2 separate regions of the Homo sapiens genome follow, and region 1 is linked to region 2. A link is an interaction called in ENCODE POLR2A ChIA-PET data of the cell type or tissue named here. Cell type or tissue: PC-9. All regions are shown on one strand. Links, peaks and the distances in the headings refer to the core of each region. The heading gives the core; the rest is flanking DNA.

Evidence for each region. ChIA-PET counts read pairs that join two places held together with the same protein. Peaks named below come from ENCODE experiments on the same cell type or tissue, not always from the same donor. Only the 100,000 strongest peaks of a DNase experiment are listed, where the experiment ranks them.
Region 1: POLR2A ChIA-PET joins it to region 2 with 39 read pairs; 5 of 35 experiments call an interaction of 5 or more read pairs at or near these places.

Annotation. Positions count from the first base shown.
Region 1 is chr17:68,256,667-68,271,923 of GRCh38, forward strand. It overlaps AMZ2 (archaelysin family metallopeptidase 2), which reads left to right. Exons shown (of 7, transcript NM_016627.5): 7 at 148-489. The coding sequence ends at 303. It overlaps SLC16A6 (solute carrier family 16 member 6), which reads right to left. Exons shown (of 6, transcript NM_004694.5): 5 at 14,173-14,988; 6 at 10,360-12,680. The coding sequence ends at 12,430. It also overlaps a transcript of ARSG not described here. Among named protein-coding and RNA genes, the nearest start is that of AMZ2, 16 kb to the left of the region's middle. In PC-9, for the core only: no CTCF peak of the experiment used is centred there; no DNase peak of the experiment used is centred there.
Region 2 is chr17:68,348,010-68,363,266 of GRCh38, forward strand. ARSG (arylsulfatase G) reads left to right here. Exons shown (of 12, transcript NM_001267727.2): 5 at 3,566-3,677; 6 at 8,658-8,795. Among named protein-coding and RNA genes, the nearest start is that of ARSG, 64 kb to the left of the region's middle. RefSeq lists an enhancer at 8,739-8,798. In PC-9, for the core only: no CTCF peak of the experiment used is centred there; DNase peaks (open chromatin) are centred at 5,242 and 6,492; H3K4me3 peaks cover 602 bases; H3K27ac peaks cover 2,500 bases.

The DNA.
Region 1 (15,257 bases), core at 6,960-9,459, 89 kb before region 2:
ATTATTTCATATTCACACCATCATTATCAAATGCAGCGTCTTCATGGGGTAATATGTCACCCTATGATCTAGAAGCCAATGCTTCTCTCTTGCCTGATGGTATTTTGCTGTGGTTTGTTGAAGTGCGCATCTTTCATGTTTTTCCAGGCACTGGTGAGGTGGATTGATGATGAATCTTCTGACACACCTGGAGCAACTCCAGAACACAGTCACGAGGATAATGGGAATTTACCGAAACCCGTGGAAGCCTTTAAGGAATGGAAAGAGTGGATAATAAAATGCCTGGCTGTTCTCCAAAAATGAGGACCTTCAAATAGGAGTGATTGAAATAAATAACTACTTGCATGTTATGCTTTCATTTGGGTGGAATACTTCATTGGAATAAACTACTGATCTTGTGCTGTGTCAAAGTAACAGACTAGAACCTTCTTTCAAGTACCTGAATTGAAATGAAACTCATTTTGAATAATAAAAACTCTAGAAACTCTTTATCTTCTCATCTTACTGGCCTGGTCTGTGGCAGCAAGCACATTATTTCCATTCCCCAAATATGTTTAGGTCTCCCAAGAAAGCTGGGACTGGCGGTAACGAGCAAGTAAATAACTTGAAAAAGAACCGTTCAATGCCCCAAGGAACCAACCAACATAATTTCCAGGGGGTGATTTTGTTTTTAGAAGAGCCGCTCCCCTCTTTTAGGCCCAGCCAAGTCACATTTTTGGACGTCCGTGGGCTCTGATCACCACAGCCCTCCTTTTCCGAGAGCCTACCTTACTGTCTCAAGTGCATTACCTTGTTTTTTTCTCTTGCTGGTTGTCACCTTATCCCTGAAAGAATGAACAGCTTGTATCAGTTTTTAGCAGCTTAAAATATGACCTATCAGGAATATTTGCAAGTGAAAATAACAATGGTCCTTACACTACCACAACATTTGGTGGTGGGAGTTCCGCTGCAGGTCTCAGCTATAACATAGTCATTTATGAGGGATCTTACAAATAGTGTGTAATGGTATTTATATTTGTGAGTGTTGCACTTTTTCTATAGATTTAGAGCGGCTTTCAGGTTTATTTCAGTAATAATGTCCTCCTCACATTACATTGTGAAGTGTTTACCTGAGTCAGGGAGAGAGTTTAATGGGGTTATCTGTCGGGGTGCCATGAATGCTGATGATGGTCTGCAGGGTGTGAACATCAGCCCCATTGCTACGGGGGTGGACAGGTGGAAAAGCTCAGACTTGACAAACCACCTCTGCTAGATAGATGTATCTTGGAAATCCAGAAATTACAGTGAATATTTTATGGAATATCAGTGAGCAGACAGCATTTCCCACTTTCCTATCTTACCTTGAGGGTAAGACTTAAAGGTATATATGTATTTGTAATTTGAAACCTGGATTCTTCATTGTTTGATGTATGCAGTATGATGTAACAAAGTATAGAAATGATCCCTGAAAGTATAGTCTTTGATGTATGGAGTATGATGTAAGGCACATTTCATATCTGAGTCAGTGGTTTCCCTTGGAGTCATTCTACTTGATTGAACCCATTTAAGTCATTTTAGAAAATGGTGGTTTGCTATTAAAATTAATTGGAGAGAATACTTGGTCATTCTATTAGGAAAAAGAGACTGATGGAGCATGGTGTTTTATGGATTCTGTTACAGGGCTTATTCCTCCTTGAATAATGTATTTAAAAAATTATTGTCCATTCGATTACATTTTTTTTTATTTTCCTACAAGGCAAGCACGGTTTTAGTCCTGTAGGTCAGCCTTTGTCACAAACTCTTTTGAACTAAGATTTGCCTAGTTGAATAAATAAGGTCCATTTGTGTCTACACTGCACTATGAGACTAGGAGAAAAATCATCTAAGAAGTCATTCACTCTTGCTAAAAATTGAACTAAACATAAATTTTATATGATTCATTTGTTCAGCAATCATAAGTGCTGTGTATAACTATATATTTTTGGATAATTTCTTAGGGTTCAGCTTAAAAATATAATTTGCTTACTGCAACTAAATTTTATGTACTATGGTTAAATCTTTGTGGTTTTAAAAGATAATTTTCACTAAATAAATCCACGCAGATTTTGCTCTGCAAATGCTGGCTGAACAAAGTATTGAGCTAATAAAGAGAATTAATAATTTTCTACTATCTAAATACTCTTAAAAATCAGTGAATTTGGAATGTTTTTCATTTATGTCATAGATCCTGATCCTGGGCACCTGTGGAGTTAGTATCTCTCCGGTCAAGAGATTTTTCAGGCCTCAGACTTCTAATGGTGAGGGTTAAGTAGAAGAATTTGTCGAGGATTACCCGTCGGTTCTTGTCCAGCTTGCTTTTTGAAGCACACATTCCCCTGATATGAATAATTTACATTTCAAGCCCTACGAGGGACAGAGGGCCGCGTTGCTCCCTCTTGGGAGCAGCAGTGCTAAAATCGAAGCAGGCAGCTGCGGGACCGCTATAGCCGGCCCTGCGCTCGGGCCCTTCCCGGGCAGGAAACGCGTCGCTGTCCCCGGCTGCGCCCAGGCCGGCGGGCCCAGCAGCTGCGAACCGCCGGCGCACCACCTGTTTCCGCGCCCGGGGACTTCCCCGGCGGGGCTCAGAAGTGTGGGATCGGTCGCTTGGCTTCCCCTGGCGTCAGCGACCCAGGGTAACCTCCTCCACTGCTGCGTGCCGTGCAGGCCTGCCTGTGTGAGAGCCACGTGTGCCGCGCTCTGGGCACAGCCTTGGAAAGTCAGGACCGCGACGGCAGCAGAGCAGTGAGTGGAATTAATTCTCAAGTAGAGCATTTAAAAAGTGCTTCATTGAAGAGTTTGAATCTCAGTCACTTTGTAGATTCTGATATCTAGAGTGGCACCGTCCAACAAAAATATAATACAAGCCACATATGTAAGCTTGATGTTTCTAGTAGTCGTATTAGCAAATGCATAAAGAAGCAGGTGGAGTTAATTTTAATAGTATATTCTGTTTAATCCAATGCATCCAAAATATTATTTCAATCAATATCAATGCTGAATGTTTTATGTCCTTTTTTTGTACCATCTTCAAATTCCCGTGTGTTTGTTACACTTGCAGTACATCTTACTTCCAACTGGCCACATTTTCAAGTGCTCAACAGCCCCATGTGGCTTGTGTCTATTGTATTGGACAGTGCAGCTCTAGACCAGTACCCAACTCTAGTGTACCTGGAAAAATGTACCCGTGGTATTGAGTTACTAGGAGAGGAAGGCTTATTTCAGGAAAAGGTCATGTAAATCTTCTGTCAGTACAGCCGGTGTTGACATTCAAGCTGAAAGGGTGTATGTAGACACCGTTTAATGTCTACATTAAAGGCCTCTGGCTTCGGTGTTAACTTGTTTCTTTAAAAGCTTGATACTGTTCTCTGTTGCAGCTTGTTTTTTACCCTCCCGTCTTCATTTTCAAGGGCCTGGTATTGTCTTCAAATGCATTTCCATTTTTGGAAAGCAGAGTCGTAAAGCATTAATAATGTGGAGATTATTTAGTCCATTTCATGCATGAGGACACAAGCCTGCAGCAGCCGAGTAAACTTGCTTGTTGTTTAACCAATGGCAAAAATGGGATCAGATCCCAAGTCTCCCTAATGTTGAGTTATTCGTTGTTTTCACTGTGCTGCATGACCTCATTGAAGTAAAATATCACCAACCAGAACCTAACCATTTTTCCCCCGGGTTGTTTACAAGGGATTATACACGATTAAACTGTCAATTTCTTTTCTGTTCAAGTAGAGTCATCTGGGGTTGCTCAAAGTTGGAGAAATCAGTCTATATACTTCTGCCTTAGTACCAAAAAAAGAGAGGTGCAATATTTATTTATTTTTGAAATAGGGTCTTGCTCTGTTGCCCAGGCTGGAGTGCAGTGGCATGATCACGGCTCACTGGAGCCTCCACCTCCCGTGGTCAAGTGGTCCTCCCACCTCAGCCTCCCAAGTAGCTGGTATTACAGGTGTGCACCACCATGCCCCGTGTATTTTTTTTATTTTTATTTTTTAGAGATGGGGTTTTTTCCACATTGTCCAGGCTGGTCTGGATTCCTGAGCTCAAGCAATCTGCCTGCCTTGGCCTCCCAAAGTGCTGGGATTACTGATGTGAGCCACCATGGCCGGCCAAGAGTTGCAATATTTAGTAAAGCTCTTCCGACTAGTTGAGGCATTAAAAGAAAGCATTATGGAAAAAAAAAGTCTACTGGAAAATAGTTGAAACAAAATCTATTGAGGCAGTATGTTAAAACCCACAGACCTCCATACTTAACCCAGTATTGATTTCATCCCACTGTTTTCTTTAGTGTCTGCTCATGGATCAGTTTTTTCTTCTTTACAACTGACCCACCCATATAGTACACTACTGCTGGGCACTCTGAGACCCATCCATCCTCAGATGCTGAGCCGGTGGGTTCTCAGCACAGTGCTTTCAGTGTCCTATGGTTATCCAGCTGTTTCGTAGCAGCACAGACTCTCTTGAACTGTAACTGTCAATAGATAACATTTTTTTTCTCTTGTGTAACTAAAGGGAAAAAAGTCTATAACTCATTCATTCATTCATGTATTTTTTCATTCAACAATATTCATGGAGCACCGCCTACTGGGTGCCAGGCCCTGCTCAAAGCCTTGGGAATACAGCAGTGAACAAAGAACTCCTACCCTAATACACTAGTGGATGAGACAGAGAGTCAAGGAGTAAACAGATGCTTTATTTTATTTTATTTATTTTTTTGAGACAGAGTCTTGTCCTGTCACCCAGGCTAGAGTGCAGTGGTGTGATCTTGGCTCACTATATCTTCTGCCTCCTGGGCTCAAGTGGTCCTCCCGCCTCAGCTTCCCACGTAGCTGGGAGTACAGGCATGTGCCACCATGCCTGGCTAATTTTTGTAGTTTTTGTAGAGAGGGGTTTTACCATGTTGACCAGGCTAGTCTCAAACTCCCAGGCTCAAGCAATCTGCCCACCTTAGCCTCCCAAAGTGGATGCTGTTATAACCTAATAACAGCAAAGTAAATGGATAGAAACAAGTACCATTTTGAATAGGATAGACAGGAATGCCTCCCTAGGGAGGTGGCATTTGGAAGTGATCAAATTGAAGGGTCACACTGCATACACATCTCAGGGAAGGGAGTACCAAGCAAAGGAAACCACAAATGCTAAGGCCTGAAGCTTGCAACAGTAAGAACAATTCCAGAAACAGTAAGAGAGGCTGGGCGTGGTGGCTCACACCTGTAATCCCAGCACTTTGGGAGGCTGAAGCAGGTAGATCACCTAGGTCAGGAGTTCGAGACCAGCCTGGCCAACATGACGAAACCCCATCTCTACTAAAAATACAAAAAAAAAATGAGCTGGGTGTGGTGGCGGGTGCCTGTAATCTCAGCTACTCAGGAGGCTCAGGCAGGAGAATTGCTTGAACCTGGAGGCGGAGGTTGCAGTGAGGCGAGATTGTGCCATTGCACTCCAGCGTGGGTGACAAGAGCAAAACTCCATCTCAAACGAAAACAAACAAAAAAAAAAAAAAGAAAGGGCCGGGCGTAGTGGCTCACGCCTGAATTCCCAGCACTTTGGGAGGCTGAGGTCGGCGGATCACGATGTCAGGAGATCGAGACCATCCTGGCTAACACGGTGAAACTCCGTGTCTACTAAAAATACAAAAAATTAGCCAGGTGTGGTGGCGGGCGCCTGTAGTCCCAGCTACTCGGGAGGCTGAGGCAGGAGAATTGCTTGAGCCTGGGAGGCGGAGGTTGCAGTGAGCCAAGATTGCACCACTGCACTCCAACCTGGGCGACAGAGCGAGACTGCCCCCCCAACCCCCCCAGAAAAAGAGCCAGTGAGGCTAGTGTAGCAGGAGCAGAGGGAAAAGTAATAGTATCCATCAGGCAGTTCATGCAGGGCCCATTGCTAAGGATTTAGTTCAGACTTGTGCTGTAAGAGGATTACTGTGGCTGCTGTATGGAAAATTAAGGTGGGGGTGGCGTGTTCCAAGAGTGGAAGCAGGCAGGCCAGCTAGAAGACTACTGTAATAATCCAGCTAAGATGATATTGGCTTGGATCAAGGGTCCTGGTGCAGTTGGCAGAAGCAGTCAGCTCCTGGATATATTTAGAAAGGAGAGCCGATTGGATGTGTGGAGGAGTGGGTTTGAGGAGGATGATCCAGAGTTCTGCTGAGGACACTTTAAGTAGAAGATGCCTAGTTTTATATCCATGCCCTGCCATGCGGGCAGATATAAATCAGGAGCTCAGGGACAAAGTTGGGACTAAGAATGGGAGGTGCCAGTGCAGAGAGGGTGCTTAAAGTTTTGGTTGAATTCTAGGGTGTATAAGTTGTTAGGGAAGTTAGCGTGCTTGTTCTTGAGTTGCTGGAAAGGCATATAAATGACACAAATACATGGCCACAATCTGTATTTTCTCAATAATATTTGGTGAAATGTTCTGGGCATCAGGTTTCCCGTCTAATTTTCCATGTAGGAAATGGATAGTCATTGAAGTAGTTTTGATTTGGGTGAGTTGTTACATGGAAAGGGAAGTTGTAAGTTCTCTTGCCACTTTTCTTGTTCTGCACCTTTAGAGAGTCATTAACGAGAACTGAACACTAGGGGGACCCAGTTTCCTTACTTATGCAACGGCGGCTGGCCCAGCTGTACGCTACGATCGCCCTCACTTAGGACACATGCAATATAAACACAAATCTGAAAACAAGGGCAGCTTCTCTTTTATCAATGCAATGTATACTTATAGCAGTGATCATTTTTGCGTGTAACATGTCTGAATTCCTTAAATAGGTCATTTTAAGTAATGTGCATAACCATTACTATTTTTCTTTTATGAGACAGGGTCTCACTCTTTGCCAAGGCTGTGTGCAGTGATGCCATCTGGACTCACTGCAACCTCTGCCTTCTGGGCTCAAGTGCTCTTTCTACCTCAGCCTCCTGAGTAGCTGGGACCACAGGCATGAGCCACCACACCTGGCTAATTTTGGTTTCGCCATGTGGCCCAGGCTGGTCTTGAACTCCTGGGCTCAAGCAATTCACTCACCGTGGCTTCCTGAAGTGCTGGGATTACAGGGATGAGCCACAACACCTGGCCACGGTTTAAAGAATTAAAGACAATGGCTTCTAAACTCTAGTTCCCTATTGGTGAGCCCCATATTTGCAAACTTGTGAAACTAAGGATCATGATTTCTTTTTTATTTTTTCTTAATTTTTATTTTTTGAGATGGAATCTTGCTCTGTCGCCCAGGCTAGGGTGCAGTGGCGTGATCTCGACTCACTGCAACCTCCACCTCCCAGGTTCAAGTGCTTCTCCTGCCTCAGCCCCCCGAGTAGCTGGGATTACAGGCACGCACCAACATGTCCGGCTAATTTTTGTATTTTTAGTAGAGACAGGATTTCACCATGTTGGCTAGGCTGGTCTCGAACTCCTGACCTCAAGTGAGCCACCCGCCTCGGCTTCTCAAAGTGCTGGGTGGGATTACAGGTGTGCGCCACCACGCCCAGCTGAAGGATCATGATGATTTCTGATTTACAATAGTTGAATTGGAGTATGGAAATCTAAATGTAATAAATACCACCTGGTGATTTGAATCTGCGCCACAAGAATGCTGACATAGAATCCATTTTCTGTTTTATCACCAGATATTAAGCAAAGGGAAAGGCAAATAAATGCTGAAAAGCTACATTACATATTATTGGAGTATAAAATGTATAACTTTGTTAAAAGGTTTGGACACATTTTGTATTAGTTACGGATACATAGGTCTTAAAAGAGTACATGGTCTCAACTCTTTTTTTTTTGAGTTGGAGTTTCGCTCTTGTTGCCCAGGCTGGGGTACAATGGCGCAATCTTGGCTCACCACAACCTCCATCTCCTGGATTCAAGTGATTCTCCTGTCAGCCTCCCGAGTAGCTGGAATTATAGGCATGCAGCACCATGCCTGTCTAATTTTGTATTTTTAGTAGAGATGGGGTTTTTCCATGTTGGTCAGGCTGGTCTCGAACTCCCAACCTCAGGTGATCCACCCGCCTTGGCCTCCCAAAGAGCTGGGATTACAGGCGTGAGCCACTGCACCTGGCCCAACTCATTTTTATAAGTAGAATAATTTTACTTTTGGGTAGAGAAAGTCTACATAAGGTTTATACTGAAACCTCTTGAAGTCAACAAGCTTAAAGCAGAATCTTTTTAATCAGGGGAAATGAAAACATAATTAGCGGCCTGGTGTGGTGGCTCACGCCTGTAATCCCAACACTTTGGGAGGCCGAGGTGGGTGGATCACCTGAGATCAGGAGTTTGAGACCAGCCTGGCCAAGATGGCGAAACCCTGTCTCTACTAAAAATACAAAAATTAGCTGGGCGTGGTGGCACATGCCTGTAATCCCAGCTACTTTGGAGGCTGAGGAAGGAGAATCACTTGAACCCAGGAGGTGGAGGTTGCAGTGAGCGGAGATCACGCCACTGCACTCCAGCCTGGGCAACAAGGGTGAAACTCCATCTCAGAAAAAAAAAAAAAAAAGAAAAAAGAAAACGTAATTAACAAATGTGTTAGCTATAATGTCGGGCACGGTGACTCATGCCTGTAATCCCAGCACTTTGGAAGGCCATAGTGGGCAGATCACTTGAGGTCAGGAGTTCGAGACCAGCCTGGCCAACATGGCAAAATCCTGTCTCCACTAAAAATACAAAAACTAGCTGGGTGTGGTGGTGCACGCCTGTAATCCCAGCTACTTGGGAGGCTGACGCAGGAGAATTGCTTGAACTCTGGAGGTGGAGGTTGCAGTGAGCCAAGGTTGTGCCACTGCACTCCAGTCTGGGCGACAGAGCAAGACTCTGTCTCAAAACAACAACAACAATGAAAAAGTGTTAGCTGCTTGATCTTTCCTATTTTGGGGCAGTTATGATCTAAGAATTACTTTGACCACAATGAATCCTTTCCCATGGGTCAGGATGTTAGTTCTCAGAGCTTTGCTTCTGGCGGTACTGACCTGTGCCGGTGTTACAGATGTGTGGTGAAGGGGCTGGAAACTGTGGTCCACAGGCCAAATCCAGTCCACTGTTTTTTTTTTTTTTCAGCCTGAGAGCTAATAGTGTGTGTTGTTTTTTTTTTTTTAACATTTTTATGTGATTGAAAAAAAATATATTTCCTGTGTGAAAATCTTGTGAAATTCACATTTCAGTATCCGTAAATAAAATTCCATTGAAACATGGCCACGTTCATTCATTTATATATTGTCTGTGGCTGCTTTTGACCCTCAATGGCAGAGTTGACTAGACAGAGGCCTCATGGCCTGCAAAGCTTTAAATATTTACTATCTGGACCTTTACAGAAAAAGTTTGCCAACCCCTGGCATGTAGAGTCTGTGCTGTTTACTTACAGGTTGCAACAGTTCTTGGAATGACTCTGTAACTGGTTGTGGTCTTTAACTATTTGCCTTTATGACTTTTGATAGGCTTACTCTGGCTACCATGATATCATTTCATTCATGTATTTTTGATTAATAATTAAATTCCATTGATGCTTTCATTCTTATTTCAATTCTTAGATGAAAATATGCTTCTTCATTTGATTATATTGTTTAATTTTTATTTCCCTCTTCTGTTATTCATTACTTAATACTTCCCTTGAATTATTTAGTCTTTTTCTAAGGTGCTTTAAAATAGTTCGTATGAAACTCAACATAAAATAAAATCGTCCTGTTTTCAATGATCAAAGTATATATATGTATATATATGTATATATATACTTTTTTGTATAAAAAGTATATATATGTATATATATACTTTTTTTTGTATAAAAAGTATATATATGTATATATATACTTTTTTTTTGTATAAAAAGTATACAAAAAAAAAAAGACATAAAAAAGTTTAGGCTGCACATGATGGCTCACACCTGTAATCCCAGCACTTTGAGAGGCCGAAGCAGGTGGATCACCTGAGGTCAGGAGTTTGAAGCCAACCTGGCCAACATGGTGAAACCCAATCTCTAGTAAAAATACACAAAATTAGCCAGGCATGGTGGCGGGCACCTGTAATCCTAGCTACATGGGAGGGTGAGACAGGAGAATCACTTGAACCTGGGAGGCGGAGGTTGCAGTGAGCTGAGATTGTGCCATTGCACTCCAGCCTGGGCAACAAGAGCGAAACTCCATCTCAAAAAATAATAATAATAAATATAAGTAAATAAAAAGTTCAGTAGAAACTTCTTGGGAAACTTTATGTGTCTCTAGTAGAGTTAAAAGGTTTTGCAGAAGATAAACGTTAAAAAATTATTTATTTGGAGTGAATCTTTGGTGAGTTTTTATAACTTTAATTGCCTCAAACACTGAATGCTGTGAGAGTCAATAAAAAATCTTAGAAGAGAATCGGTCTCTTTAAATAAAAAATCCATAAATTTATTGCAAATCTAGAAGTACCAGAATGTCACTAATACAGAACAGATCAGCAATCTTGTTTGTATTTTCTTCCAAACATTTAAAACCTTGATTATTGACATACTGAAATTGGCATACATTTTGTTTTCATGCAGATAACAGAATAGACATGGAGCAGATCCCTCAGAAATCAGTTATAAATATTAAATTGTATTGAACATTCATAGTAAAAAATATGTCGTAAAGTGCTGAAGTCATGTAAGTCTGCAAAACTGCCACAAGCTCAAAGTTCTCAAGCAGTGACAGAGATTTGCTACATCCACCTTGTTTTAGATTATGCCTGTTTTTGACAGACACTTTGTCATTTCCTCCCCCACCCTCCCCAAAGTTTTATAGATTGTCCTATTTCTATGGCTGATAAGATGCTCTACAAAATGTAGCAGGTGGTGATGAACTATGCCACTTTCATTTCAGTGCAGAGAAATATTCAAGCTTGTGTGTACCTGTAACCAAACTAGGCTTGTTATGTTTTTCCCCCTGAGTTGTCATAAATTAACATTAACGATGAATAAAGATGGAGCAGCAAGCATTGACCATCACCTGCAGGGTGAGATTGTGGTAAAATAGGTGAGTAAAAAGTCCACCTATTATCCTGACACTTGCCCTCCTTACAGAAAACTGCTAACGTGAGCAATACTATACATGTAGTGTGACTCCAAAAAAAAAGGAAGAATAAAACAAACAAAACAAAACAATGACCAGTTACCCGATACCTCTGGCAACTTAGACCAATCAAGTCATGTGTTATAGAAGATGTAAATTGCAACTTGTAACTCGCTATAACATAATTGTCTCTGTTACCCCCATGTGAAATACAGAAATGCTTCAATAATTAGATGGTTTTTTCTTTAAATCAGAAATGCTTTAACAATTCTCTGAAATATAATTCTGATCAAAGAAGTTCCTCAAGTATTCTTAAATGATAAAACAAATTAGTTTTGAAAGCTAAGGCGATTTGCAATCCATTATTTTTTCCCCTTTAATAGCACACGTTGCCCCTAATCAAATGGAAGAATCATGACAACTTGGCCTTTTATGAAAGTATTTTTACAAGATAAGACGTATTCTGTGAGGCATTTAAAGGATTGCAGAAAGGAGGTAAAAATGCTGCTTATGTCTCAGATTTTATTTCTTTTGATTACTTTAATCATCCTAGAATAACTTAATAATAAATAGCGGTTTAAATTAAAGACACTACAGTCACATATTTCTGTATAACTAAAAGCAACAGGAAACACATTTTTAAATGCCATTTTGTATATTCTGTACTGAAACACTTCTGATAAGGACTGGCCATAAAAAGAAGTGGTAATCTTCACATTTATGAAGTTCAAGTTATATATATATATATATACTTAAAATTTGTTTATTAGTAAAATGTTTGGTCTTAAACTATATTTCATTTCCAGCAAGCAGAGGCCGTAATTTGTTAACGGGAACCTTGGTATTTTACAAAGGGTTTAACAAAAACTATTTATTCATATTTCTGAAAATTAGGAATTTTAAAAATGATTGAAGTCTTTTTTTTTTTGACTGGCCAATTTCATTTCAATGACCTGGGTTGGATGTTGTTTTATTCAGGAGAGTAGTTTATTCAGACAAGACCATAGGAAGAAAGAAAAGAAAAAAAGAAAATCATTTATCCCACGTGAAAGCTTTTAAAACCACTTTGCCAGTTCATGTCACTATTTTAATATCGGAATGTGAACCAAAGAGTCTTTCTACATATCTCTTGTATTGCTACTGAATACAGCCAGATTTATATATGGAAGAGTGCTTGGTTGTTTTTTGTTTTGGCTTTAAAAACAAGCAAAAAAAAAAAGCTTAAAACAAAACAAAACAAAACAAAAGCGATGTTGGTAGTGCTCTTCACATACACATTCCCTTTAAAATGTAGTTTTGAAAGTGGAGTAGAGGGGTTAGCTCCTCTGCCTCCTTGTGTCCCCGTTGGGCCCACCCCATCCCTCTCCAGCCAACACAGTGGCTGTTGTTGTAAGAAAGTGTGTCATACCGGCTCCATTTGCACGTGAACTCTGTGCTCATTTTTTGCAAGATCCATTTCCAGAAAGTCTTCAGGTATGTCCTGTAAAGTCTTCCCACGATGGCTCACTACCTTTGTTTCACCTGAGTGATGATGCTGGCACAGTCCCATCTTACACGGTCTCACCAGGGCGAGGCACACAGCAGCCAGGGCCATGCCAGCTGCGCAGGAGTAGAAGGCCCTGCTGTAGATCTTACTTTGGTCCACCAACAAACCTGGAAGAGAGCATGGCGTCCGTTAACAGCATCCTTCCTAGACATAAGCCCCTCACCCAGGCGACCATCCCATTCAGAAGCCTCTCAGTTTCACTGCCTTCCTTGTTTTCTTTTGTGTTTCTAAAGAAAAATGGGTGTTAAGGGCAGAAATCTTTACTAGACTGGAGAGGAGAAAGAGACAAACACCCAATATACTTGTTCTTCTTGGGCTAAGCCTGTCCTAGCAGAGGACCTAAAACCTGGGACATTTCGATGCATACTTCTTTGAAAAGGTAATATTCTTCGGTAGGAAGGAACTGTATTATTTTCACTTGAGTTCACTTTAGGTTTTTTTTTTTTTTTTTTAGACAGAGTTTTATTCTTGTTGCCCCAGGTGGAGTGCGATGGTGCAATCTCAGGTCACTGCAACCTCTGCCTCCCAGGTTCAAGCGATTCTCCTGCCTCAGCCTCCCGAATAGCTGGGATTAGAGGTGTCTGCCACCATGCCCAGCTACTTTTGTATTTTTAGTAGAGATGGGGTTTTGCCATGTTGGCCAGGCTGGTCTGGAACTCCTGACCTCAAATGATCCGCCCGCCTCATCCTCCCAAAGTGTTGGGATTAGAGGCATGAGCCACTGCGCCCGGCCCGTTTTAGGTATCTTTTGACAGGGGGTACGATTTCTAATCACAAACACTTTAAAGACCCATTTGGGATCTAAGATATGAAACATACCTATGTCCCTCCTACAAGGAAATATTCTGTACAAATCAGTTAGGTATTTACAGAGTGCTGCTATCCATTCCCAAATACCTTTCCTAAGAAAGGAAGATGACTTACAGAAGTCCATTAGTTCTATCATTCCAAAAGTCAGGTGGGCTCTGAAGGTGATAAATCCATGAGTTCTTGCCTAGCATGAGAGAAGGCAAGGTGACAGAAAAAGCCTGGGTTGGCGGGTGCGGTGGCTCACACCTGTAATCCTAGTACTTTGGGAGGCCAAGGCAGGCGGATCACGAGGTCAAGAGATTGAGACCATCCTGGCCAACATGGTGAAACCCCATCTCTACTAAAAATACAAAAATTAGCCAGGCGTGGTGGTGGGTGCCTGTAGTCCCAGCTACTCAGGAGGCTGAGGCAGGAGAATCACTTGAATCTGGGAGGTGGAGGTTGCAGTGAGCTGAGACTGCGCCACTGCACTCCAGCCTGGGTGATAGAGCGAGACTCCATCTCAAAAAAAAAAAAAAAAGGCCAGGGTCAATCTGGACTACAGACACAGCTTCCAGTCCTGAATCGACCACTAATTTACCATCTGACCTTTAGCTTCAATTCTTTGGCCTTCAGTTTCCTCATATTTAAATCAAGAGGGCTGGCTCAGGTAATCTCTAATCCCTGGCAGCTCTAAAATTCAATGGAAATATAAAACGGCAGTAAGTTTTTTTTATGGCTTGAACAGGAAGCTAGCACAATTCACAAGGGAAAGTAGACAAGTGTTTGTATTTTGTGTATTTAAATTACCTGCAAGGGGCGGTCCAGCCAGTCCTGCTATGCTCTGAATGAAGATGTAGACCCCAGCTGCAGAAGACATCTTCTCAATGCCCACGACATCATCCTCAGCAAGCAGTGGAATGTGAGTCCCTCCTATTGTTCCAACCATAAACCCAAAAAATATGCTGCATGACATTAGACCCCAGAATTCAGTAGCAAAAGTAAAGGCAAACAGAGACACAGTCAATAAGATGACGCAGATGAGCTCAATGTAAATCTTACGAATGGGCTCCCTGTTGAGGACAAAACCAGCTCCGATCCTTCCGAAAACTTCTGCAATGGCCATCGTAGATAATAAAAAAGCAGCGCGGTCCTGGTCAATGCCCAGACTAATGCCCAGAGGAATGATGTACAAGGAAGGTGCAAAGAATCCCAGTGTTGCAAAGAGACCAAATAATGCATAACAAATAAAACTTTTCTCTTTCAAAATGGAGAAGTCTAATAGCGGGGCTTTCTTTTCGCTTGGCCTGGGGCTGGTCTTCACCAGGACCTGCTGCATGTCGGCCTTCGGCTCCAGTTCCAGGTTAGTGTGAGTAGGCACATTTTTAGGTGAGGTAGTTAGTTCTACTCCTGAGTCAATGGAGTCTATTGAGGTTCGTGTTTTCTCATTTTCAAGCATATACTGCGCTTCTTTCCGATTTTCCTGGATGACTATTTTCGGTGACGCTGGTCCTCTGATAAAGATGGGTCTGAGCAGTGCTCCGAAGATGACAATGTTTAACTGTAGTAGGCCCACGAAGAGGAGGCTGTATCTCCAGCCAATGCGCTCCTTCAGAGCCATGATTGCTTGAATAGGCAGGAGTGAAGAAGAAATAATATAAGGTCAATAATGGACTCAAGACCCAGGAGAAGCCATCAAGAAGAAATATGGATCCAGATTTTGTTATAAGTTCTGTGGAAATTTATTATACTCAGCAGTATGAATGTACTCAATCTTTATTTATTTACTTTTTGAGACAGAGTCTCACTCTGTCACCAGGCTGGAGTGCAGTGGCCTGATCTCAGCTCACCGCAACCTCCACCTCCCGGGTTCAAGCGATTCTCCTGCCTCAGCC
Region 2 (15,257 bases), core at 4,269-6,768:
ACTTTCAGAGGGTTGGCCTGGAGCCAGCCTTCAGCAGGGACCCACTGGTCAGTAACCCCATTGGCTGACGTCTTCTTCAACTCTTACCTCCCCTTTGATGCTCATTCCTCTCCCTCTCCTCCCTTGAGCCCCTTTTCCCAGGTGGGCATTCGTGGCATCATCCACACATGCTTTAAAAAAAATGACAGATGGGAGAAGTGAAGACCTGGCTTTTGCACTCACTAAAAATTACTCCAGAACTTGTTTCCTCCTTGGTCTTCAGTTTTCTCACTTGACAGTTGAGGGGTTGGACCAGATCAGGTGTTGGCACCTTGAGGGCATATTCCTGTGGTGAGGGGATACTGAGACCAGCTCCTATGCAGCAGGAAGTGGTACCATGATGGATCTGGTGTCTCCTGTGGGTGTGGGAAGTGGGAAGAAAGAGTACCTCCTACCTATTTGCTCTTTGGACCAGACAATTCCAAAAAGCCTTCTGGCATGGACACTCTGAGGTTTCTTCATGCTTATGTCCAAGTTCACTCCTTTTCCCTCCTGCCTCTTACATCCTCTCTGCGGTGCACTGTCCTGGTTCCCCGTCTCACTCTGTCTCCCAGGCTAGAGTGCAGTGGCATGATCTCGGCTCACTGCAACCTCCGCCTCCCAGGTTCAAGTGATTCTCATGCCTCAGCCTCCCAAGTAGCTGGGACTACAGGTGCCCGCCACCATGCCTGGTTAATCTTTTGATTAAAAGCTTGGGTTGGAGAAGAGATAGAATGAAGGAGGAAGTCGGAAAAAAACTTCACATGCCCTGGGTTATGCCAAGCACACTTACACATTCCTTCTAAGCACCCACGCTCCTCTTGCTGCCCTGGGCTGTTCCTCAGGTCAGGGCTCCTGCAAACACAACGAGGTCTTTCTAACACTGGGGTATGAGGATGCCTATGATTTAGATCAGTGGTTGGCATAGACCTGTGGTCCAAATCCAGTATGCTAGCTGTTTTTGTAAATAAAATTTTATTAGAAAACAGCAAGGCCAAGCATGGTGGCTCACGCCTGTAATCCCAGCACTTTGGGAGGCTGAGGTGGGTGGATCACCTGAGGTCAGGAGTTTGAGATCAGCCAACATGGTGAACCCCTGTCTCTACTAAAAAAATAAAAAATTAGCTCAGCACAGTGGTGCATGCCTGTAACCCCAGCTATTTGGGAGGCTGAGGCAGGGGAACCGCTTGAACCCAGGAGGTGGAGGTTGCAGTGAGTTGAGATTGCACCACTCCAGCCTAGGCGACAAAACTGAAACTCCATCTCAAGAAAAAAAAAGAAAAAAAGAAAACAGCCAATATGTACAGTCATTTGTGTACATATTGTCTGTGGGTGTGTTTGCGCTACAATGGCAGAGTTGAGTGGCCTTAACAGAGATCATCTGACCCACAAAACCTAAAATGTTTACTATTTGGCTCTTTCCGGCAGAAGTTTGCTCTCCTTGGTGGAGAGTCATCCTGATACCAGATGCAGTAGCATTTCAGGGCTATGTTGTGTACCTAGGGGGTAGCTAAATCCATTTGTGCAAACCAAGTTAGCATGAAGATATCAATTTTTTAAAAATACAACAAACAGGCTGGGCATGGTGGCTCATGCCTATAGTCCCAGCACTTTGGGAGGCCGAGGCAGGTGGATTACTTGAGGTCAGCAGTTTGCAACCAGCCTGGCCAACATGCTGAAATCCCATCTCTACAAAAATACAAAGATTAGCTGGGCGTGGTGACAGGTGCCTGTAGTCCCAGCTACTCGGGAGGCTGAAGCACGAGAATCGCTTGAACCCAGGAGGTGGAGGTTGCATGAGCTGAGATCGTGCCACTGCACTCCAGCCTGGGAGACAGACTGAGACTCCGTCTCAAAAAGAAAAAAAAATACGACAAGCATCTACTAGTTATTCTACATACACCACATATTGGGTTGGCAAAGATCTAATGTCTAACTCGAGGAGTGCATCACTAATGGGGAAGACGGTATTACCCAGATGATAAAAAGTCTGTAGGCTACACTAGGAGAATGGGTTGAGTGCAGGGCTGTGGCAGGCGGGATGCAGTGAAGAGCAGGGAAATTCTGTAGGAAACTTCACACTCAAACTGGGCTGGGAAGTGCTAATGCAGTTTCACCTGTGAGAGACACAGAGCAGATAATTCCAGGCAAAGCCACCGAGGCCCCAAAGCATGAGGCTCACAGGGAACTGAAGAGAGCTTGCTTCTTTTAGGAAGGGTGCTTATAGAGAGGGCCAAAAACGATTTGGAGGGGCAGGAGTTGAAGCTGAAAACACAGCTCTCCCTACTCCTGGGCCTGGAATTTGAGGCTAATGAGAAATAGCAATTCTTTGTGAGATTCGAGTTCTATCTACCTCTAGGAAATAAAGAGAGCTGAAGCAGTTACCTGGGTAATTGGGGAAGGTTTCCTTTTTCTGGAGAATTTTTGCATTCTAGCTGCATATGCAGCTATAGCCTTTGATTAAAAGCTTGGGCTGGGCCGGGCGCGGTGGCTCACACCTGTAATCCCAGCACTTTGGGAGGCTGAGGTGGGTGTATCACGAGGTCAGGAGATTGAGACCATCCTGGCTAACACGGTGAAAACCCATCTCTACTAAAAATACAAAAAATTAGCCGGGCGTGGTGGCACGTGCCTGTAGTCCCAGCTACTCAGGAGGCTGAGGCAGGAGAATGGCATGAACCTGGGAGGCGGAGCTTGCATTGAGCCGAGATTTCCCCACTGCACTCCAGCCTGGGTGACAGAGCGAGACTCCGTCTCAAAAAATAAAATAAAATAAAATAAAATAAATAAATACATAAATAAAGCTTGGGCTGGAGAAGAGATAGAAGGAAGGAGGAACTCAGAAGAAAACTTCAACACAAAGGCTTTGGGTTTCAATGCTCACACCCTTCCATCCCTCACCTTCACTCCACCACTCCAAGCCCAAATTCTGTCAGCCTTTTGAGTCCCAGCTGAAAGGCAGTATCTTTCAAGGCGCATTTTGAGATTCCTGCCCCATCCCCATCCCACCATCTCTATCGGGGGTAACTTCCTGTGATCACTCTTGTTGGCTCACCTATTCATCTCTTATTTCTTAATCTTTATATCTTATTTTCTCCTCACATGAAAAGTCTCTTGAAGGCAGAATTTATTCTTTCTAAAAAATTTTTTATAATTTTTTTTTTCTCTGTGGTTGTGGCAGCTAAGAACAACTGTTTTTTTTTTATCCCTTAAAGTGTCATGTATATAGTAGGTTTTCACCAAATACTGAGTATGTCCATAATTTCGTTGAAGATGTTAGGCATTCAATAATTCTCTCCACTTCCTCCCAAACTGGGTTAATTCTAATCACAAGATGTTTTGCAAATCTAATCTAACAGCCAGAACCCAGCAAAGTGATTTTCTATGCATACTACAAAGGGATATTAATCAAATCCTCTTATAATTACATACTCTATAGCACTGCAGTATTAAATCATAGGAAATTACATTTTTGTCGTGGGTGTACAAAGGCAAGCACATGGAGTCGCAGCCACGTGGGGGTGCTAACCGGTTGCTTCTATTCCAGGTTTTGATTACTACTTTGGAATCCCATATAGCCATGATATGGGCTGTACTGATACTCCAGGCTACAACCACCCTCCTTGTCCAGCGTGTCCACAGGGTGATGGACCATCAAGGTAATGCTGTCTGACACATTTGCGATAGGCTCCAGGACAAGGCAAAGTTCCAAGACTGTGGTCCATCAGCAATAAATTAAAGATGCAGACAGGAAACAGTTAAGACGGCAAATAAGATACACGGTACATTCTGTGCAAATTTAAATGTGTTATTTGCAGGGAGTGCAAGAAACCTTTCAACGATGAGGTCCACAAAATTCTTCTATTGAAATTTTTACAGGTTCCTCAGACTATTGAGCTCAGCTAGGGAGAGGCTTGTGCTGCTAGGGTCTCACACATGTGGGGCCTCCCTCCTCCTCTGCCTGCTGTCTTTGCTTCTAGCCCAGACACTGGACATAAGGAGGGAGGGAGGGAGAGAGCAGAGGAGAGAGACAGAGGAGAGAGAGAGAGAGAGAGACAGAGGAGAGAGAGAGAGAGAGAGAGAGAGACAGAGGAGAGAGAGAGAGAGAGACAGAGGAGAGAGAGAGAGAGAGAGACAGAGAGAGAGAGAGAGAGAGACAGAGACAGAGAGAGAGAGAACAGGATTCCTTTTGAGCTTCTCCCCGCATGGACAACTAAGCCAGCATTCTGATGTTGGAATGCCAAACAGGCACCAAATAGGATGTTTTGAAAAAACATTTAATGAAATGGGAAAATGCTTATGATATAATAGTAAGTGAAAAAAAAAAAAAAGCAGGAAGCAAGTCATCAACGGTAAGATCCTAATGAGCTCTGTAACCCTATCTTTGTAGTCCTATCAACGGAGACTCAAAGGAGATATGCCATAATGTTATCAAGGAATCTCTCTGGTCGTGGGACTCAGGGTTTTCATTTTCTTTTTTCTTTCTTTTTTTTTTTTTTTGAGATGGAGTGTTGCTCTCTTACCCAGGCTAGAGCGCAGTGGCGCGATCTCGGCTCACTGCAACCTCTGCCTCCCTGGTTCAAGAGATTCTCTTGCCTCAGCCTCTTGAGTAGCTAGGATTACAGGTACCCACTACCACACCAGGCTAATTTTTGTATTTTTAGAAGAGACGGGGTTTCGCCATGTTGGCCAGGCTGGTCTTGAACTCCTGACCTCAGGTGATCTGCCCACTTCGGCCTCCCAAAGTGCTGGGATTTCAGGCGTGAGTCACCGCACCCAGCGGTGACTCTTTCTCCACTTTCTCTTTATTTTCCTCTTTGTCATTGTATTTCCTAAGTATCCTGAGATGCATTTATGATCACAAAAAAAAGATGATAAGCCTCACTCAGGTAATAAAGCAGCACAAAACACGTGTTCCCTTGTTCGGACAGAGCACTGTGGTTATTTCTAAGGCTACAGTTGTCTGAGCCACTTGGGAAAGGTGAGTCTCAGCTCGTCTATCTATAAAACAATAGTTAATATAATAGTGGGTATTTATTGAGAAATTGTTACATTCTAAGCACTGTCTATATTTATCTGTAATCCACGTGACCACTGTGTGAGGTAGGTATTTCTTAGGTTGGTGCAAAAGTAATTGCGGTTTTTGCTGTTGAAAGTAAAACCACAATTACTTTTGCACCAACCTGATACCTGATTTTACAGATAAGGAAGCTTATGTTGCCCAGGTTACACCGGAGCTGGAAAGAGGTAGGAATGGAGATTCCAATCCAGGTCTCTCTGAGTCCAGAGCCCATATGCCCTTCCTATCTTTGCTACTCATAGCATAGTCATTGAACCAGCATGGTGGATATCACTTACATGCTTGGTAGAAGTGCACAGATTCACATCCTACCCCCAGGTCTGCTTTTTAACAAGACTTATGCATGCAGTGAGCTATGATTGCATCACTGCACTTCACCCTGGGTGACAGAGTAAGATCCCGTCTCAAAAAACAAAAACAAAAACAAAAACCAGCCCAGGGATTCTGCACATTATGGCATGAAAAGCGAGGCTATAGAGCATCCTGCTGCCCTTCTTACCCACCGTGGCCTGCTGGGCATACCTGTAATCACACCTGGCCATATGAAGGTATGACATATGTCAGCCAATCTCTTTTTAAAATTTTAAAATTTTAATTAATTTATTTTTTGGAAGGATGGAGTCTCGTTCTGTTGCCCAGGCTGGAGTGCAGTAGCACAATCTCTGATCATTACAATTTCCGCCTCCCAGGTTCAAGTGATTTTCCTGCCTCAGTCACCTGAGTAGCTGGGATTACAGGCTTGTGTTACCATGCCTGGCTGAGTTTTGTATTTTTAGTAGAGATGGGGTTTCACCGTGTTGGCCAAGCTGGTCTTGAACTCCTGACCTCAAGTGATCTGCCTACCTCGGCTTCCCGAAATGCTGGGATTACAGGCATGAGCCACTGCACCTGGCCTTCTTTTTCTTCTTCTTGTTCTTTTTTTTTTTTTTTTTATTTCAATCCTGTTCCTTCTGTATTTTTTTATTTTTATTTTTTAATTTTTAATCTATGTTAAAAATCTCTTTTTAATCTATGTTAAAAATCCAGTAGAAAGCCAGGTGCAGTGGGTCACTCCTGTAATCCCAGCACTTTGGGAGGCTGAGGTGGGTGGACCTTGTGAACCCAGGAGTTTGAGATCAGCTTGGTCAACACAACAAAACCCCATCTCTACAGAAAATACAAAAATTAGCTGGGTGTGGTGGCCCATGCCTGTAGTCCCAGCTACACAGGAGGCTGAGGTGGGAGGATGGCTTGAGGAGGAGGTTGCAGTGAGCTGAGATTATGCCACTGCACTTCAGCCTGGGTGACAGAGCCAGATCCTGTCTCAAAAAAAAAAAAAAAGAAAAAAAGAAAAAAAAATCAAACAGAGAAATAATGGGTGGCTTAGGAGAGAGAGAAAAACAGGAAAGAATGTAAATGACTCATGGAGTTGCAATGGTATAATAAAAAGCTGAAAAATTCAACATAAATATGCGATTAGTGTTCTAATGCCCAGCATGGTGATAATTCTTTTTCTCTTTTAAAAAATTTGGGATGCCTGTAATCCCAGCACTTTGGGAGGCCGAGGTGGGTGGATTGCTTGAGCTCAGGAGTTTGAGACCAGCCTGGGCAACATGGTGAAACCCGTTCTTTACAAAAAATACAAAAATTAGCCAGGTGTGGTGGCACACACCTATAGTCTCAGCTGCTCAGGGACTAAGATGGGAGTTTGAGGCTGCAATGAGCTGAGATTGTGCCACTGCACTTCAGCCTGGGCGACAGAGTGAGACCCTGTGTCAAAAAAACAAAACAAAACAAAAATTGTGGTTTTTGACAATTATCCACACAGTCTGACCATATCTCCTATATTTCTGTAATGGGGTGTGTGTGCATGTAGGTGTGATGGCAAGTTTTGATTTCTTCACAAATCCTTCCCAGCACTATTAGGATGACGTATTTGCCTGAGAGAACTCCATTCATTACCACCTCTGTCTGCATTGCTCTCAGCTTCTCTCTTGGTTCTCTTTGGTGACCAGGACTGAGAGCTTGAGATTTTTCAGAATTCCTAATACACTGAAGATGTGTGCAATGCACTAACCATTTGTTATCTCCCTTAGACCACCAGCACCCCTGTAAGGATGGCACAGGCCCTCCAATGCTACGGATAAGGAGATAACTCTGGGAGCTTAAGTAACTTGCCAGAGATCATGACCAGAGTCAGACCATGACTCAGCCACATTGATGGGCAGCTATGGGTCAGATTCATTTCAATCTGTAAGACCAAAACTTGAGCTTGTGTTGTTTTGTTTTGAGATGGAGTTTTGCTCTTGTCGCCCAGGCTGTAGTACAATGGCGCAATCTCAGCTCACTGCAACCTCCGCCTCCTAGGTTCAAGCAATTCTCCTGCCTCAGCCTCCTGAGTAGCTGAGACTACAGGCGTGCAGCACCACGGCTAATTTTTGTATTTTTAGTAGAGATGGGGTTTCACCATGTTGGCCAGGCTGGTCTTGAACTCCTGACCTTAGGTGATCCACCCGCCTTGGCCTCCCAAAGTTCTGGGATTACACGCATGAGCCACTGTGCCTGGCCTGGTCTTGAACTTCTGACCTCAGGTGATCTGCCTGCCTCAGCCTCCCAAAGTATTGGGATTACAGGCGTGAGCCACGGCGTCTGGCCATGAGCTTGTTTTTTTTTTTTTTCCAGGAGATGTTATTAGTTTGACTCTTATTTTTTTTCCAACTGCTGAAGTTTCTCCAAATTCTGCAAACATGGCTTAAAATTAAAATTGTCCCAACCCATCTTATGTATTCCTTTTTATGTATTTATTTATTTTTGAGATGGAGTCTCACTCTGTCACCCAGGGTAGAGTGCAGTGGGATGATCTCAGTTCACTGCAACCTCCGCCTCCCGGGTTCAAATGATTCTCCTGCCTCAGCCTCCTGAGTAGCTGGGATTACAGATGTGCACTGCCATGCCCAGCTAATTTTTGTATTTTTAGTAGAGACAGGGTTTCACCCTGCTGGCCAGGCTGGTCTCGAACTCCTGACCTCAAGTGATCTGCTGGCCTCGGTCTCCCAAAGTGCTGGGATCACAGGCATGAGCCACTGCACCTGGCCCATCTTATATATTCTGTCCTATTGACAGACCTGCTATTACATGAAGTCCCAATTGTTGACTTCGGAAAACGCTGAGTTGCACGCCATACACAGAGGCTGGGATTGAAGTGAGACAGCAGAGAAAGCCAGCAATGGGGCTACTGATTGGTGGTGGGACTCTGCTTGACATCATTTAGGTTCTTTAGACCTCAGTTTCTCTCCCCGCAAAATGCAAGTAATAAAAAATAATGTCCCTAGCTCACGAGAGTCTTTGCAAGCTTTACAGAGTGGTCAGCTCGTCCATGGAACATAAATATCTATTCAAAGGGAATGGAAGAAAGCATTATGCATAGACTTTTACACTTGGAGGAAATGGCCAACCAGAAAAATCATTTGGGGCCAGAGTGTTGTATTTATGTGCATATGCATTGTTGCATTAAAGCATTTAGTTCTGCTCCGTGAGTACGTAGGAAATGAATACTCTATGGTCTGTGGTTTCCACACAGGAACCTTCAAAGAGACTGTTACACTGACGTGGCCCTCCCTCTTTATGAAAACCTCAACATTGTGGAGCAGCCGGTGAACTTGAGCAGCCTTGCCCAGAAGTATGCTGAGAAAGCAACCCAGTTCATCCAGCGTGCAAGGTGAGGAGTCTCCCTCCCTCCGCAGGGCCTCCCCCTGCCTCCACCTACCCGTGCACACACACCATGTCCCTTGGCCTCAGCACGCTTGAGGCCATGGCAGAGTTTTGCTGCTCAGCAGAGATGGATGCATACATGTCTCCTATAAGTAAAGCTGGAAAACAGCCCCTTCTGGAAATCTGCGGTCCTGGATTAGAGATTCCTCAGGTATGTTCCTAGAGTCCCTGGGGCTTATCCCTCTGTTGCTTTGATCACGTTCCACTGCCATGATCATTTTGTCCTCTCCTTCTAGGGTACGAGCTCCTCAAGGGTAGGGCCTGCCCACTGCACTCTGGGCACTCAAGGCATTTGTTGAGCTCACTAGCTGGCAGGATGTATTACTTTTCCATTGCTGCTGTAACAACCAACCACTAATTTAGTAGCTAAAACAACAGTAACTTACCCTGCTACAGATCTGGAGGCCAGATGTCTGAAATGAGTCTTAGGGGGCTAAAATCAAGGCATCAGCAGGACTGTTTTCTTGGGGAGTCTCTAGGGAGGATTCCTTCCTTGCCTTTTCCAGCTTCTGGCATTTCTGAGCTATGGCCATATCATTCTCAACTCTAATTCTGTTGTTCACTTGCATCTTCAGTCAAATCTCCCCTCTGGCTCCCACTTACGATAGCACTTGTGATGGCGTTTAGGGTCCACCAGGAGAATCCAAGGTGATCCCCCTACCTCAAGACCCTTAACATAATTCCACCTGAAAACTCTCTTTTGCCATATACCGTAACATTCACAGATTCCAGGAATTAGACCCTGCTTATCTTTGGGAGCTATCCTTCATTCTACCAGACAGAAGTTACAAATTCCCGCATCTAGAAGGCACAGATAGGTAACCTTAAAGAGGGAAGCAGGATGAACGTAAGGCATTAGGGAGTGGTGGGGTCTACAGTGAACCTGTAAGCACATGCCCCATCTGAAGGGGGCAGCTACTACCTAGCTCCAGCTGCTTGGTGCTTCTTTGTGAAAATGTGAACCTGGAATATCACATCTTTTCATTTTACAACAGAGATAGGATACCTGGCTTTTATGTGAAATCTCCTGATCTTGAAATATTAGAAACTACTAATTAACAAAAGGCTGGGGGTGGTAGCTCATGCCTATAATCCCAGCACTTTGGGAGGCCAAGATGGGCAGATTGTTTGAGTCTAGGAGTTCAAGACTAGCTGGGCAACATGGTGAAACTCTGTCGCTACAAGCAATACAAAAATTAGCTGGGCGTGGTGATCTGCACATGTTGTTCCAGCTACTTGGTAGGCTGAGGATGGAGGATCACTTGAGCCTGGGAGGCATAGGTTGCAGTGAGCCAAGATTGTGTCACTGCATTCCAGCCTGGGTGACAGAGCGAGACCCTGTCTCAAAAAAAATATAAAATGAAAAATAAAATAAAATAAAGGTAAATAAGAAAAACAAAGAAGTGGGCTGTGTGCGGTGGCTCCTACCTGTAATCCCAGTGCTTTGGGATTACACTGGGTAATCCTCCAGGATCGCTCGAGGCCAGGAATTCCAGACTAGCCTGGACAACCTGGTGAGACCTTGTCTTTACAAAAAATTATAAAAAGTGGCTGGGCGCGGTGGCTCACGTCTGTAATCCCAGCACTTTGGGAGGCCAAGGCAGGCAGATCACCTGAATTCAGGAGTTCGAAACCAGCCTGACCAACACGGTGAAACCCTGTGTCTACTAAAAATACAAAAATTAGCTGGGAGTGGTGGCACCCATCTGTAGTCCCAACTATTTTGGAGGCTGAGGTAGGAGAATCACTTGAGCCCGGGAGGTGGAGGTTGCAGTGAGCCCAGATTGTGCCACCGCACTCCAGCCTGGGCGACAGAGCAAGACTCTGTCTCAAAAAAAAAAATTAATACAAGTTATTAAATAGCTGAGCATAGTTGTGTGAATCTGTAGTGCCAGCTAACTCGGGTGGCTGAACTGGGAGAATCACTTGAGTCCAGGAGTTCAAGGCTGCAGTGAGCCATAATGGTGCCACCGTACTCCAGCCTGACACATGGAGAGCCTGTCTCTTAAAAAACCCCCAAAACCGGCTGGGCGTGGTGGCTCACGCCTGTAATCCCAGCACTTTGGGAGGCTGAGGCAGGTGGATCACGAGGTCAGGAGATCGAGACCATCCTGGCTAACACGATGAAACCCCGTCTCTACTAAAAATACAAAAAATTAGCCAGGCGTGGTGGCGGACGCCTGTAGTCCCAGCTACTCGGGAGGCTGAGGCAGGAGAATGGCGTGAACCCGGGAGGTGGAGCTTGCAGTGAGCCGAGATCAGGCCACTGCACTCCAGCCTGGGCGACAGTGTGAGACTCCATCTCAAAACGACAACAACAACAACAACAACAAAACTACCCCAAAACCCAAAAAACAAAAAAGCAAAAACAAAACCATACCACAGTCTATCTCTAATAAATCATATACGTGTGAGGTGTCAGGGCAAAGAATGGACATTGTGAAATAATGGACAACTCCAAAATTGTGCACACTTATTTGGAATGCACACCCATAGACTGTGGGGTGCAAGTGCACACACACACGTGTACCTGCACACATGCACACACAGTCACCCTCCCCGCCCCCTTCATAACTGCCTTCTGCTGCCCTCTAATGACCCCATATATGTTCATCTTATCTTCCTCCTAGGAGATTCCACTCCTCAAGGGCAATGGACTCCAAGAAACTTGGTGTTTTCTACAGCCTTAGCCTAAGTGGTCAAGAAAGCACGTGCTGCACGGCTGTCCACTTGGGCAGAATTAAAAAGGGACTCTACCTGTGGCTAAGTGATCACAGCAGCCCCTTGAATATGCAGGAATCCCCCACCCCTCGCTCAGCCACATTGGACGTTTTTAGAAGCTCAGCAGGGAGGGTTGAGGCAGCAATGCAGGAGATCCAGGCATCCTGTTTTCTTGGTAATAAAACCTATTTAAGGATTGAATCTCAAAAGCAGCTCCTAAGGGCTTCAGAAATTGCATCTTAAGGGTTTATCAGGACTTTCTGAGAACACTGTTGTTTTATTTCAGATTGTCAATAGTAGAAAGGGCAGAGCCTCTTCTGCCATCTGGAGGGTTGAGCGTCTCCCAGCTCCCTGGAACTTTGGGATGGTTTCGGGCCCCTGTGCCCCATGGCACGTGGATGCTTCAAGGCTAGTGGGGACAGTCTCTTCTGCTTTTGTGGTGACTCAAACGACACTGTGTTCTTAGGGGAAGGAATGGGGACTCGGGGCCGTTTAATGCCCCCTCCGAAGTGGGCATAGGGCCTGGACATCCACCCGTTAATTAATCCATTAAAGGGCAAATCAACCGACAGCCTCCTTATTATACAAAAAAGGGGAACAGTTTTGTTAATTCATTAGCTGGTTATTAAGTGAAAAGTCCCGAGTCCTGTTGGCATTTAACATCACAGAAGGAAATCCCCAGAAATGCTGATTTCTTTGGGATTTCCACATGCCAAATGATTTTCTGAGCATCAGCAGAAAAGGCCCTCAGGTCCATGCCCTTCCTCCTCCATGACTCTGGCCCCTGCCTCAAGCCCCTCCCCCACCTTGGACCTGTTTTTCAAAACCACCAGCTGTCCCTAGAGTGTGGCTTCCCGCTCTTCCTTGACAAGGGGGCCCACCCTGGGACTTAGGGAGTTTTTACTTGGGTCTTTAGTTGGCTTTAGTGTTTCACCCAAGACCCTCGACGTAGTACTTGGTTATCACTGCTGGTCATTCAGTTTACTTGACTTTAGACCCTTCATCTGGTAGCAATGCTGAATGCTAATGCTTGATTGGAGTTTTTTAAGCAGCAGGCAAATCTCTGAATGGGAAAAGGAGCCGGTAGAAGGCATGACTCCTGGGTCACAGAGCTAGCTGGGCCTCTGTTCCTTTTGAGGTCTGGGACCGTGCATTGCACCTACGCGGGCAATACAGGGCTTGATAAGCAGGAGTGTATCGGGCATCAGGATGAGCAGCGGCCCAGCATGTTTGAAATCAGACATTTCTTAGTTTTCTTTTTTTGAGACTGAGTCTCGCTCTTGTCACCCAGACTGGAGTGCAGTGTTGCAATCTTGGCGCACTGCAACCTCTGCCTCCTGGGTTCAAGCGATTCTCCTGCCTCAGCCTCCCGAGTAGCTGGGATTACAGGCGCCCGCCACCACACCCAGCTAATTTTTGTATTTTTAGTAGAGACGGCGTTTCACCATGTTGGCCAAGCTTGTCTCGAACTCCCAACCTCAGGTGATCTACCTGCCTCGGCCTCCCAAAGTGCTGGGATTACGGGTGTGAGCTACCGTGCCCGGCCTGAAATCAGACCTTTCAAACAAATCAATCTTCCATGGTGTCATGTACTACACATTGAAATCCTAACCCTTAATGGGGTGGTATTAGGAGGTGGGGCCATTAGGAGGAAATTAGGTTTAGATAAGATCATGAGAGTGAAGCCCCCATGTTGGGATTAGTGTTTGTATTAAAAGAAGAGAAAGAGACTCTGGTGTGCTCTCTCCTGGCCATGTGAGGATACAGTGGGAAGACACTTGTCTGTTAATAAGCCAAGAATCAGCCCCTTACCAGACAGTGGACTTCCCAGCCTCTAGAACTGGGAGACGTAAAGTCAGGCGTGGTGGCTCATGCCTGTAATCCCAACACTTTGGGAGGCCAAGGGTAGGAGATTGCTTGAGCTCAGGCGTTCAAGACCAGTCTGCACAACATAGTGAGACCACCCCCATCTCTACAAAAAACACAACAAAACAAACAAACAAACAAACAAATAGGTCCTTCTGCAGTCTAGAACCTGGAAAAAGAAAAAAAAGGCCAGGCACGGTGGCTCACGCCTGTAATCCCAGCACTTTGGGAGGCCGAGGTGGGTAGATCACATGCAGTCAGAAGAAGTTCGAGATCAGCCTGGCCAACATGGTGAAACCCCATCTCTATTAAAGATACAAAAATTAGCCGGTCATGGTGGCACATGCCTGTAATCCCAGCTACTTGAGAGGCTGAGGTAGGAGAATGCTTGAACCCAGGAGACGGAGGTTGCAGTGAGCCGAGATCATGCCATTACACTCCAGCCTGGGCAACAAGAGCGAAACTCTCAGAAAGAACCATGACAACAACAAACAAACAAAAACAACAACAACAACAAAACCCAAAAAACAGAATTGGGAGAAGTCGATGGTTGTATACTAAGCCACCCCAGGGAGTGGTATTTTGTTATAGCGTCCCTAGCAGGCTAAGACACAGGACACGCATCTTTTGGAACTAGGTCCTCAGGATGCAGAGATGAAAGACATGTTCCAGCCTTCATGAGCTCATGCCTGGGATCTGCAGAATTCTCCGTTTTCCTTGACTCACTATCCGTCTTCATTGCTGGCCCCCATGCTTGCCTAAGTGCCCCTGCTGTGGTGCTGCCCCCTCCTCATCTTGCCTCTCACCCGGCTCCCACCCGACACCAACCTATGTCAGGGATCCAGGTTCAGATCCAAAGACCATACTCACCCCCAACCCCTCTTTCTCCTTTCTCCTGTTTGAATGCAGAGACGGATCTCTAGTGAGTGAGAGAATAAACTAATGACTAGCGAGGCAATCATATCGAACGTCTCCCCCAGGGCTATGTTCTCTGCCTTGTGTGGTCACCACACACCGTCCTCCAGGTCCCACTGTCTCAGGGATCTTTCCCTCCCCTCCACACCCCAAACCCCATTTGGTTCCCCTGTTACACCTTCCACAGCAACTTGTATTTCTCTTCCATCTCTCCTACGGGCTGAGTATTCCGTATCTGGAATGCTTGGGACCAGAAGTATTTCAGATTTTGGATTTTTAAAGAGTTTGGACTATTTGCATTATACTTAACCGGCTGAGCATCCCTAATCCTCCCATGAGTATTTCCTTTGAGTGTCAGGTCAGTGCTCAAACAGTTTCGGAGTTTGGAGTATTTTGGATTTTCAGATTTGGGATGCGCTGCCTATACTAACTTTTTAAATAATCATCTTATTTATATTTTAGTTGCCTTTTTCTCTTTCCTGGTCTCAATTAGATGTTAAACTCCAAGAGGGTGGAAATCATATCTATTGTGCTCATTCCTCTGTCCCCAGTGCCCAGTTAGAGCTTAATAAATATTTAATGAATGAATGAATGAATGAGTGAGTTACTTATCCAGCTCCAGTGATGTGCTGGTGCTGTGCCAGGGATTCAAACGTGAATTAGACATGTCCAGTCTCTGAGTGATTCCCAAGCTAGTGGGGAAACAGATATGTAAAAACATGGCTTTAATGCAGGTTGTTTGTATCTTATTAATACCGCAAGAAGCAGGGAAAAGGGCTATGGCAGGGATGGGGGCAGAGAGGAGGCAGCCAACCATGACCTGGGAGCAAAGGAGGAGGACTATTGGTGGCTTTGGAATTGGATCTTAAGAACTGATTAAGTGTTTTGGGGCAAGATAACAGGGAGA